Linked DNA regions of Homo sapiens: region 2 is linked to region 1. A link is a loop called in an ENCODE intact Hi-C map of the cell type or tissue named here. Cell type or tissue: endothelial cell of umbilical vein. All regions are shown on one strand.

Region 1 (5,000 bases):
TAATGGCAACTGCCTCACTGGCAGTTATTGTGAGAATTTAAATAAGGCAGTATATATGGAGAGTGGAGACTAGTGCCTGGCATATGGTAAGCATTCAAAAATGTTGTGTAGGCTGGGCATGGTGGCTCACGCCTGTAATCCCAGCACTTTGGGAGGCTGAGGCGGGTGGATCACCTGCGGTCAAGAGTTTGAGATCAGCCTGGCCAACATGGTGAAACACAATCTTTACTAAAAATAAAAAAATAAAAAAAAAAAGAAAAGAAAATTAGCTGGACATGGTGGTGCACACCTGTAATTCCAGCTACTCGGGAGGCTGAGGTAGGAGAATCACTTGAACCCGGGAGGCGGAGGTTGCAGTGAGCCGAGATTGCACCACTGCACTCCAGCCTGGGCGACACAGTAAGACTCTGTCTCAAAAAAAATAATGTTGTGTATTATTATAATAATCATTATTGCTTAACTTCTTCCCTGATTGAAACTCTGTTAGGCCAGGGACCATGTCTATTTTATTATTATATCTATAGTTCTTAGCACAGGTGTATTAGCCATTCTTGCATTGTTATAAAGAAATACCTGAGGCTGGGTAATTTATAAAGAAAAGAGGTTTAATTGGCTCACAGTTCTGCAGGCTTTACAGGAAGCATGGTGCTGGCAACTGCTTAGCTTCTAGGGAAGCCTCAGAAAGCTTACAGTCATGGTGAAAGGCAAAGATGGAGCAGACACTTAACATGGTAAAAGCAAGAGCAAGATAGAGAGTGGGTGGGGAGAGATGCCATACACTCTAAACCAGATCTTGTGAGAACTATCATGAAGACAGCATCAAGCCAGGAGGGATCCGCCCCCATGACCCACACACCTCCCACCAGGCTCCACCTCCGGCATAGGTGAGTACAATTCAACATGAAATTTGGGTAGGGATGAATATCCCAACTATATCAATGGGGTTGGAACAGCAGGCGCTGGATAGGAATTTCTTGAATAATAGTATACATTTGAATGCTGAATTTTCCTTATACAATACTAATTTTATGATCATGAGCAAGAGACTTGCCCTCTCTACACCCCAGTTTTCATATCTGTTAAATGGGAATCAAAATATTTGTCCTGTAGGCCTGATGTGAGAATTAAATTAATATGAAATGCCAGGAAGTGTGTAAATGTCATTCGTCTCCATACCTGTTGGCTGTGTGCATGTGGAACCCAAGAATCTGCTGGTTCCTATAGTACCCCTATAGTGAGCTAAACCCAGAGATGCTTCTGAGGTGATGTTTTCTGGATATTTGGCCTAGGACAAAGAAAGTAGCATACTTTGAGATTATTCTTAGCATTTCTGGCCTTTTCTATCTGCCTGCCCTGCTTGTTCTTCGTTGGATTCTAGGTTCCTAAAAATAACCAGAATATTTTTCTGCCTCTTAGTTTTCCAAGTGTCTTAAGCAATCAGAAGCATTTTAATTTTGGCTCCTTTAGGCTGGCCCTGTTTGGTTCTGTCATTGTTAGCCATTACCATATCCTGCTTATATTATGTTTCCTGACCTGCTATACTTTTTCCAGGGCCAAAACACTACCCACATCGCTCCAGGTAAATAACTTTATTTGGCTCACTCTAACCAGTTGGGAAGCACAGTGGCCCATGAGGTTAGAAGCCTTGAGTTCCAGTGCTGGCTCTGCCACTGTGTGACTGTGTGACATTGGGCATAGCCCTTTCCCTCTCTGTGTCTCAGGCTGTCATCATTAAAATGAATGATTTGAACCAACTCAGTGCTTTGTAAGAGTCCTTAAGTTCTGTATTTGAGTTTGGACAAATCACTTCTCTTTTGGGGGGGTCTTAGTTTCCTCATCTGTAAAACTAAGTATGTTGGCTTGAATAATTTACAAAGGCATATATAAACCTGAATATTTTCTCCTCATTCTTAGTGTTTTTTTTTTTTTTTCTTTCTGCCTTGTATTACTTTCTGGAACATTTCTGTGACAGTTAACAGCTGTGGACAGGAAACCCTTGAACACTTCTAACTTGGCAAATGTTGCTGCTCCTCTGAACCTCATCCCAGCCCATTTCCTGTGTTTACAGCTTTTGGGTTTTGCACTTAGTGACAGGCCTGACAGGTCATATTGTAGTTTTCTCTTCATAGCCTGGTACAGGGTAGACCAAAGTGAGCACCAATTTGAGTGTCAGAAGACAGAGTTTCAGTCTCTGCTCAGCTGTATGACCTTATGGAAGTGACCTCCCTTCTCAGGGTTCAATTTCCTCCTCTCTGGAGCCAGAAAGTTTTAACGAGGGAGGCTTTCTGGCTCTGATGTTGAATATATGTCTCTTGTTTATTACTGCTGACGGGGGCCCTCTGTTTCACCTGTTTTTTCCACATACTCCATCCTACAAGAGACACAGCAGGCTACCTTTGCATTTCCTATATTGGACAAAATAAGAGGAAGAAAGGAAGCCAAACAGCTCTCCCAGGCTCAGTTGGCAGCAGAGAGGAGTTGAGGTGAGAAGCTGGTGTCACCGAATTGCCCAGTAAATCAGCTGTGTGGTTGGTAACCAGGTAGGCACCTGTATGCATTTATTCTTATCAAGGCTCTGGAGACAGACTGTATCCTACTTCCAGACCTACTTTCACCATATATGTGACCTTGGGGAAGTCACTTATTGTATCTGGGCTTCAGTTTTCTCATTTTTTATTGAGGATAATAAAAGTACTGACTTTACAAAGTTTCAAAGAGACAACGTATGTAGAAGTGATCAACATAGTTCCTGACATGTTCATCCTCCCTTTCTCCCTTAGACAGTTAACAGTATTCTTAATTCTGTTCTTGTGGAGAAAGCAAAAAGACACTCAAGTTCCATTCTAGAGGAGCTAACAGGCCACATGAGAACAGAATACAGTTAGGTTTAGAAGAGCTCTTATGAGGTGGTCCGTTGGCCAGTGTAGGCTCAATACTCTGACCTCAAAATGGGAGACTTATAGGGCGCGGAGTAGTTAAAGAAGGCATCCCAGGGCCTTCCCTGGGCCTTGAAGGTTCAGAAAGTATTAGACATGAAAAGCTAGAGAGAGAATAATTCTAGGTACCTATCTACCCTTTCTCAAGCTCTGGTGCTTTGTTTTGTATAGGTCAGTTTCCCATATATCTCCCTTTCTCTTCTTCTAGGTGGTTATTATCCAAGGGGCTTATCTTTTCTTTTTTTAATATATAAGAGAAAAAAATTAAGGGATGAGGAGAACCTAATATTTATTAAGAACAAGCTAGTTTTACTTGAATCTGTAGGCTATGTAGTTTGCTTGCATAATCTTACTTATTTAGAAAAATACATTATTATGCCGTATTTTACAGATGAAAAAATAGTGCCTCCAAAAGGTTAGACAACTTTTCTAGCTCTACAATAACAAATTATGATGACAAATCAAAGGAGCCCTACGTGAGCCAGTTTAGAAGACATGTATAAGCAGGTGTCAGTTGTGCTTATTCATTCCAAGTTCTCAATCTATAATAGTCTGGTTCTTTTTACACTTATCTTCTAAATACGTCTATCTTATTCCTAGTTCCAACCTGTACTCACCTCCTGCTCTTAGCAGTTATTCCCAATCCTCTAAATCTCCAGTTCTACCATTAATTTAGATTGTACCTTCCTGCCCCAACCTTAGATCCCTTAATTCTCTTCTCAAATATTTACCAAGCATCTACTATATGCCAGGCTAGACACGAATGCAAATACCAATTTCTGCTTAGATATTTCAGTGTACTAGTTAGACAATTACAACAAAAATAACATGGTAATAATTGAACACTTACTATGTGCCATGCTCTATTTGAAGTACTTTATATGTATTAACTCATTTAATTCTCACAACCCTATGAGGTGGATACTGTTTTCTCCTTATTTTACAGATAGAAATGTAGGCATAGAGAATTTAAGTAATTGGTCCAAATTGTGATACAGAGAAGCACAGGGACTATAAGAGCACAGAAGAGGGACTCCTAATCAAACCCCGGGGGTCAGTATAGAGAAGGCTCCTAGAGAAATTAGAAAAAGCCTGAGTAGAATCTTGAAACCTGAGTATGAATTAGTCAGGTGCAGAATGGGGCAAGGATATTGCGGGCAGAGGGAACATCATGTACAAAGCCACAAAGTGAGCCTTGCATATTTATGGAACTGAAAGTAATTTAGTATGGTGGGAGTGTAGGGTATATGTGAGCTGGTGAGTGGCAGGAGATAAGGCTAGAAAATGCTATAGAGACAGCCTCTTGAAAAAGTCTTGCATGCTTTTCTAAATTATATTCATTGCAAAGGCCAAGTATTCCCAGTCTTGGGGATTTGAATCCCTGAAAGGGGTCCTTGAGGGGTGTCTCATGAATCCATATTATTTCCTCAGTCATTTTTCAACCAGTGGTTAGTAAAAGCACACCTATCATTACATGGAGCTCTTTGGAATTCCTCACTGAAAAAAGTTAGGCATCACTGTTAAGGGAGTTTGGGAACCCTGTGAAGGATTTTTTAAATTAAAATTTTTATTGAGATGATTATAGATTTACATGGAGTCCTAAGAAATAATATGGAGAGATCACTGGAAAACTTTGCAGTTTCCTCCATGGTAACATTTTGGACAAGCTGTAGTATATCATGGCCAGGATATTGACATTGACATTGATAAAATCCACCAATCTTGTTCAGATTTCCCAGTTTTACTTGTACTCATCTATGTGTATAAAGTTCTATTCCAACACCACAAAGATCCTTCCTATTCTTTTATAACCACTCCCGTCTCCTTTCAACCCCATTCCTCATTCCTAATCTCTCTCTGCCTTCCATTTCTAGAATTTTATCCTTTCAAAAATGTTACATAAATGGAATCACAGAGTATATAACCTTTTGGAATTGGCTTCTTTCTTTTTTTTCTTTTCTCAGTTCAGTTCCTTGGAAACTCATCCAAGTTGTGTGTATCAATAGGTCATTCATTTTTTTTTTTTTTTTTGAGACAGAGTCTTGCTCTGTTGCCCAGGCTGGA
Region 2 (5,000 bases), 79 kb after region 1:
TAGTTTAGTTGGCAACTAAGACATGTGCATAAGGAAGGATACATGAGTGATGTGATACACTTGTATGTTGGGTAGATGGAATGTGTTATGGCTAGCTAGAGGCAGGTGACCTGTGTGGAGATCTTGACGGGCTGACTCCTAGGTATCTCTTGTGACTTGTGTACTTTTCCCTTGCAGTTCCTGAGGGAAGACCTCAATTACCATGACCCAACAGTGAAACACAGCACCTTCCATGGTGAGGATAAGCTCATCAGCGTGGAGGACCTGTGGAAGGCATGGAAGTCATCAGAAGGTAATAGGCAGCCTGGTCATCAATCCTAGTTGTGGGAAGGTTTAGAGAAGAGAGAAGCAGCAACTTGGCCTTAGAAGAACATGTATATAAAATGCTTAGTAAAGGGCAAATTATTGAAGTTATTCTACATATAGTCACTAAAAAAGACTGAATATAGTCACTCTGCTGGGCATGGGGGAAGGTTCTCCAGAGTTGGCGTTTTTCTTCATTAGGATACTTTTTGAATTCTATCCTATTCCTACCCCTTTCGTCACCCACCTAACCCTGGCATAGGAATCTTCCAGGTTCTGCTGCTTTATCTCCAGAGATAGGGAGCTTGCTGGTCTCTTGAGGCAGCCCCTTTCTTCTCTAGCTTCCCACTTAGTCCCAGCTCTGCTGAGTCCTAGACAATTCAAAGATTGGGTGAGGGTACAGACAGACTCTCTCCTCTTCTATACCATCTTGATTGAAAGCTTTTCTATACCATTTTGGTTGAAAGCTCCTGAGTCTTCTTTTTTCCAGGTTAAGTAGCCCTACTTCTTGAAGAAAACATTTTCTCAGCCTCCTTCTTGTCTTGATTTCCTGCCTATAAGCACTTTTGTTAATGTGTTTCTTAGATCCTATAGTTGGCTGCAGACCTCCAAGTGTGATTTTATCATCACGGAGTTGAGCAGGACTGTCACCTTCTTGTTTCTGAATCCTGTGCATCTGTTAGTGCAGTCTGATTAGATTCTGGTGCCTCACTAGTCATACCACTCTACTGACCCATGTTGAGCTTAATGAAAACTTCAGATTTCTGTAAAACTGCTAAACCATGATTACCATTTTTTTTTTCTGGAGCATTTCCTTCAGAGTTCTTAGTGAAAGAGCATGTCTAATTGTGCGAGACTTGACAGGGAAGGGGAAAACAGGGCTTTAGCTTCCTCTCCATTTATATCTGTGGCTAGGGCACAGATAACAATAAGACTAGAAGAAATCTCTCTTCCCAGGGTCTCTTAGGGCAGGTTCTGATGTAACAGGGGTTAAATGTAAGTAACCATCAGGATCCCTGGTTTTTATTTGAGGAACCTTAGGCCTAGATGTATAAAGTTACTTGTCATTATCATGCATTTAGTAGAGCCAGAACTTCAGCTGTAGGCCAATGCTTTTCAATACCCTCTTGGTTGAAAGCATTAGTCTAAGGTAGAGAAGACTAGTTTTGGTAGGAATGAGGCAGTTTCTATTTTTATTTACATTTTAATTTAGGCTTATAGAATTTGAGATCTGAAAGGGATAATCTATATTGTAGATGGGGAGCATTAAATGTGAAGCAGGAAGACCTGGATTCTAATCCTGATTATGGGATGGACAGGCTGATGCTTCCTGTTAACTCTATGTTTTATCAATGTAGAAGAAAAATTAGGCAGCTGTAGGAGAGAGCTTCCTGGATATCTTTGGAAGCTGAGTTCCTTCTGGGGGCTTTTCTTTAATAGCTCTCGAGCAACTCAGGCTATGTACTGATGAAGATTAAGCAGTGACATGAGCTTTGGAACTATACCAGCGGTGCCAGGAAAAAATCTTCCATTAGCATCATTTAGTTTTGGCTTTCTTATTTTTCTCTAATAACATGAGGACAGGGTGGCTGGTTTTTAAGAGTGGGTTTCAAAAGTAGGAACTTAGAATTAAAGATGGCAGGGAGAGCATTCTGGCCTTTTCTGAAAGCTCGCATAGAAGTATCTAGGAAAGGAAAGTGAGAGGGCAGAAACAGAGGGACTAAATCATAATGCTAGAAAACAGCTCCAGGCAGTTTTCTGGCAAGGACTTTATTTTTGGACTTAGCAACTATTTGGAACACTTCCAGTGTATTCTAAATTACAGGAAAATGAAAGACAATGGAGTGAGGTTTTTTGGGGGAGAGTCCTCATTAACCATGAGTGGAGAAAAGCATTTCAATGCAGTGATGTAGTTCACAGCTGAGAAATGATATATATGTACCCTATTAGAATTTGCTCACTGTGTGTTATACCTGGTGATTTGACAGACTAAAAGTGAGAATTTTTATATGTCCTCTTCCTCCCAATAATTTGCTTCATTATTCAGAAAAAGGCCCCTAATCTCTCCGGAGTGATGATTTCCAGAGCTACAAAAAGCATTTAATATTCTGGCACCGGCTCAAACTAGCTGTTCTGAGTTTAGCTAGATGATGTAGATGTCAGCAGTGGTCACTTGTGTTCAGAACATTAGCTGGCTAGTGTCAGTACCATCTGTGTGATTAGCATTGTTAACATTTTTCTGACTAATGTTGGGAGCCAGTCTTTTCTCTGTGTTATATAGATCTTAGCAGAAAAGTTTTCTAATCTCTATCTTAGCCAACTCTGGGCTTTAGGAATAAAAACAGCAGCAGCAACGACAAAAACTGAAAAACTACTTTAACATTTATATAGTATTTAATATGTGCTAGGCACTGTTTCTAAGTGTTTTACATATATTAACTTATTTCTCACAGAAACCATATGAAGTATAGATATTATGATTATACAGAGTTAGCACAGACTTCACAAGTTAAGTTCACAGCCCCCGATAAGATTACTCTCACTTCAGACATCAGCCATAATTTCAAGCTGTTCCCAGGTCACCTGCACTTCTGACCAGCTGACTACAATTCATGCATTACCATGGCCTTCTCAGGTTTGATAATTAACTAGGACTACTCAGAGAATTCAAGAAAGCCCTATACTTATGATTACAATTTTATTATAAAAGTTACAAATCAGGACCAGCCAAAAGAAGAAATTTATAGGGCAAGATATTGGAGGGTCCTGAATATGGCACTTTTGTGTCCTCTCCTTGTGGAATCAGGACACATCTCCATTTCCAGCACATCAGAGTGTTTGCCAGCCAGGAAACTCAACTGAACTTTGGTGTTCAGTGTTTTTCTTAGGGTTTCATTACATAGGCAAGTTTGATTGAATTCTTAGGCACATGATTGAACTTAATATCCAGCTCCCTTTTTCTCCATAAAGGTTGGATTGGTATCACCAGGCTCAGAGCCCCAATGTTCTAGTCACGTGGTTGATTTTTATAGTGACCACCCCCCATCCTGAGTCATCTTATCAGCCTGAACTCATGTGTGATCCAAGGGACCCACCAGGAATAATAAAGACATTCCTATCACTGGGAATATTCCAAAAGTTCAGTGGGTACCTCCCAGTAACCCAGGACAAAGATCTGCCAAATTCTTTATTATACAACATTGAATAATTAAGTATGGAAGAACTGGTAAAGCAGGGTTGAAGAAGGACCAAGAATGAGGGCCACTCCAGGAAATCCAGCAGCAGAGACTAGGGGATTCGCCTTTTCTTTTTTTTCTTTTTTCTTTTTTTTGAGACAGAGTCTCACTCTGTCACCTGGGCTGGAGTGCAGTGGCGCAATCTCAGCTCACTGCCACCTCCGCCTCCCAGGTTCAAGCGATTCTCCTGCCTCAGCCTCCCGAGTAGCTGGGACTACAGGTGTGTGCCAGTGCGCCCAGCTAATTTTTGTATTTTTAGTAGAGACGGGGTTTCACCGTGTTGGTTGGCCAGGATGGTCTCAATCTCTTGACCTCATTATCTGCCCACCTCGGCCTCCCAAAGTGCTGGGATTATAGGTGTGAACCACCGTGCCTGGGGAATTGGCCTTTTCTAATTAGCTACTTTCATATGACCCAGCTTTATTCATTTTTTATTTCTAAGTGTCTTTGCTCAAGAGTCAGATATGACAAGAGAAGAATCAGATTGGCGTAGTGTGGATTACAGATTTAAATAGGGTGTTGATGGTGGGAGTGTGTGTGTAGGGTTTGGAGAGAGCTGCAATTTCCAGCCCCTACAGGATCATATGAGGTTAGAGGAGTGGCAGTTCTTTAAAGGAAGGGTGGCTGGGTAGTTTTGTAGAATCCTTGAGAAATAGAATTACTGCTTGCATATTTGAGCCATTGGAAACAATAACAGTGTCATTTTTGGAGAAGAATGATGGGAGGCACTGACCTAAGGGAATTCTCCTCTAACCATGGCTTTCATTTTTTCTAAGCAAAGTGCATCGTTACTGTTTCTCTTCTCCTTTCCTGGACACTAGATTTTAAATGATGCTATCTGCCAAACAAAGTATATTTCTTCTTTTGAGACAGAGTCTCACTCTGTAGCCCAGGCTGGAGTTCAGTGGCATGATCTTTGCTCACTGCAGCCTCTGCCTCCTGGATTCAAGGCTTCTTTTGCCTCAGCCTCCCGAGTAGCTGGGATTACAAGTGTGCACCATCACGTCCAGCTAATTTTTGTATTTTTAACGGAGATGGGGTTTTACCATGTTGGCTAGGCTGGTCTTGAACTCCTGATCTCAAGTGATCTACCCGCCTCAGCCTCCTAAAATGCTGGGATTACAGGCGTGAGCCACTGTGCCTGGTGAATATTTCTTTTTTTTTCTTTCTTTTTCTTTTCTTTTTTTTTTTCGAGGTGGAGTCTTGCTCTGCTGCCCAGGCTGGAGTGCAGTGGAATGTTCTCGGCTCACTGCAACCTCTGCCTTCCAAGTTCAAGAGATTCTCCTGCGTCAGCCTCCCGAGTAGCTGGGATTACAGGCGTGAACCCCCACGCCCGGCTAATTTTTGTATTTTTAGTAGAGACGGGGTTTCACCATGTTGGACCAGGCTGGTCTCGAACTCCTGACTATAGGTGATCCGCCTGCCTCGGCCTTCCAAAGTTCTAGGATTACAGGCGTGAGC

Evidence for each region. A loop is a pair of places that touch in the nucleus more often than their neighbours do. Peaks named below come from ENCODE experiments on the same cell type or tissue, not always from the same donor. Only the 100,000 strongest peaks of a DNase experiment are listed, where the experiment ranks them.
Region 2: it touches region 1 in a loop (2.0-fold over the local background); 4 of 110 quality-filtered maps call a loop at or near these places.

The regions. Positions count from the first base shown.
Region 1 is chr11:3,945,185-3,950,184 of GRCh38, forward strand. The region is part of intron 1 of STIM1 (stromal interaction molecule 1); the gene reads left to right. Among named protein-coding and RNA genes, the nearest start is that of PPIAP40, 54 kb to the left of the region's middle. In endothelial cell of umbilical vein, no CTCF peak of the experiment used is centred here; a DNase peak (open chromatin) is centred at 2,047.
Region 2 is chr11:4,023,696-4,028,695 of GRCh38, forward strand. It overlaps STIM1 (stromal interaction molecule 1), which reads left to right. Exons shown (of 13, transcript NM_001382567.1): 3 at 178-292. Among named protein-coding and RNA genes, the nearest start is that of RRM1, 69 kb to the right of the region's middle. In endothelial cell of umbilical vein, no CTCF peak of the experiment used is centred here; a DNase peak (open chromatin) is centred at 2,116; H3K27ac peaks cover 2,174 bases.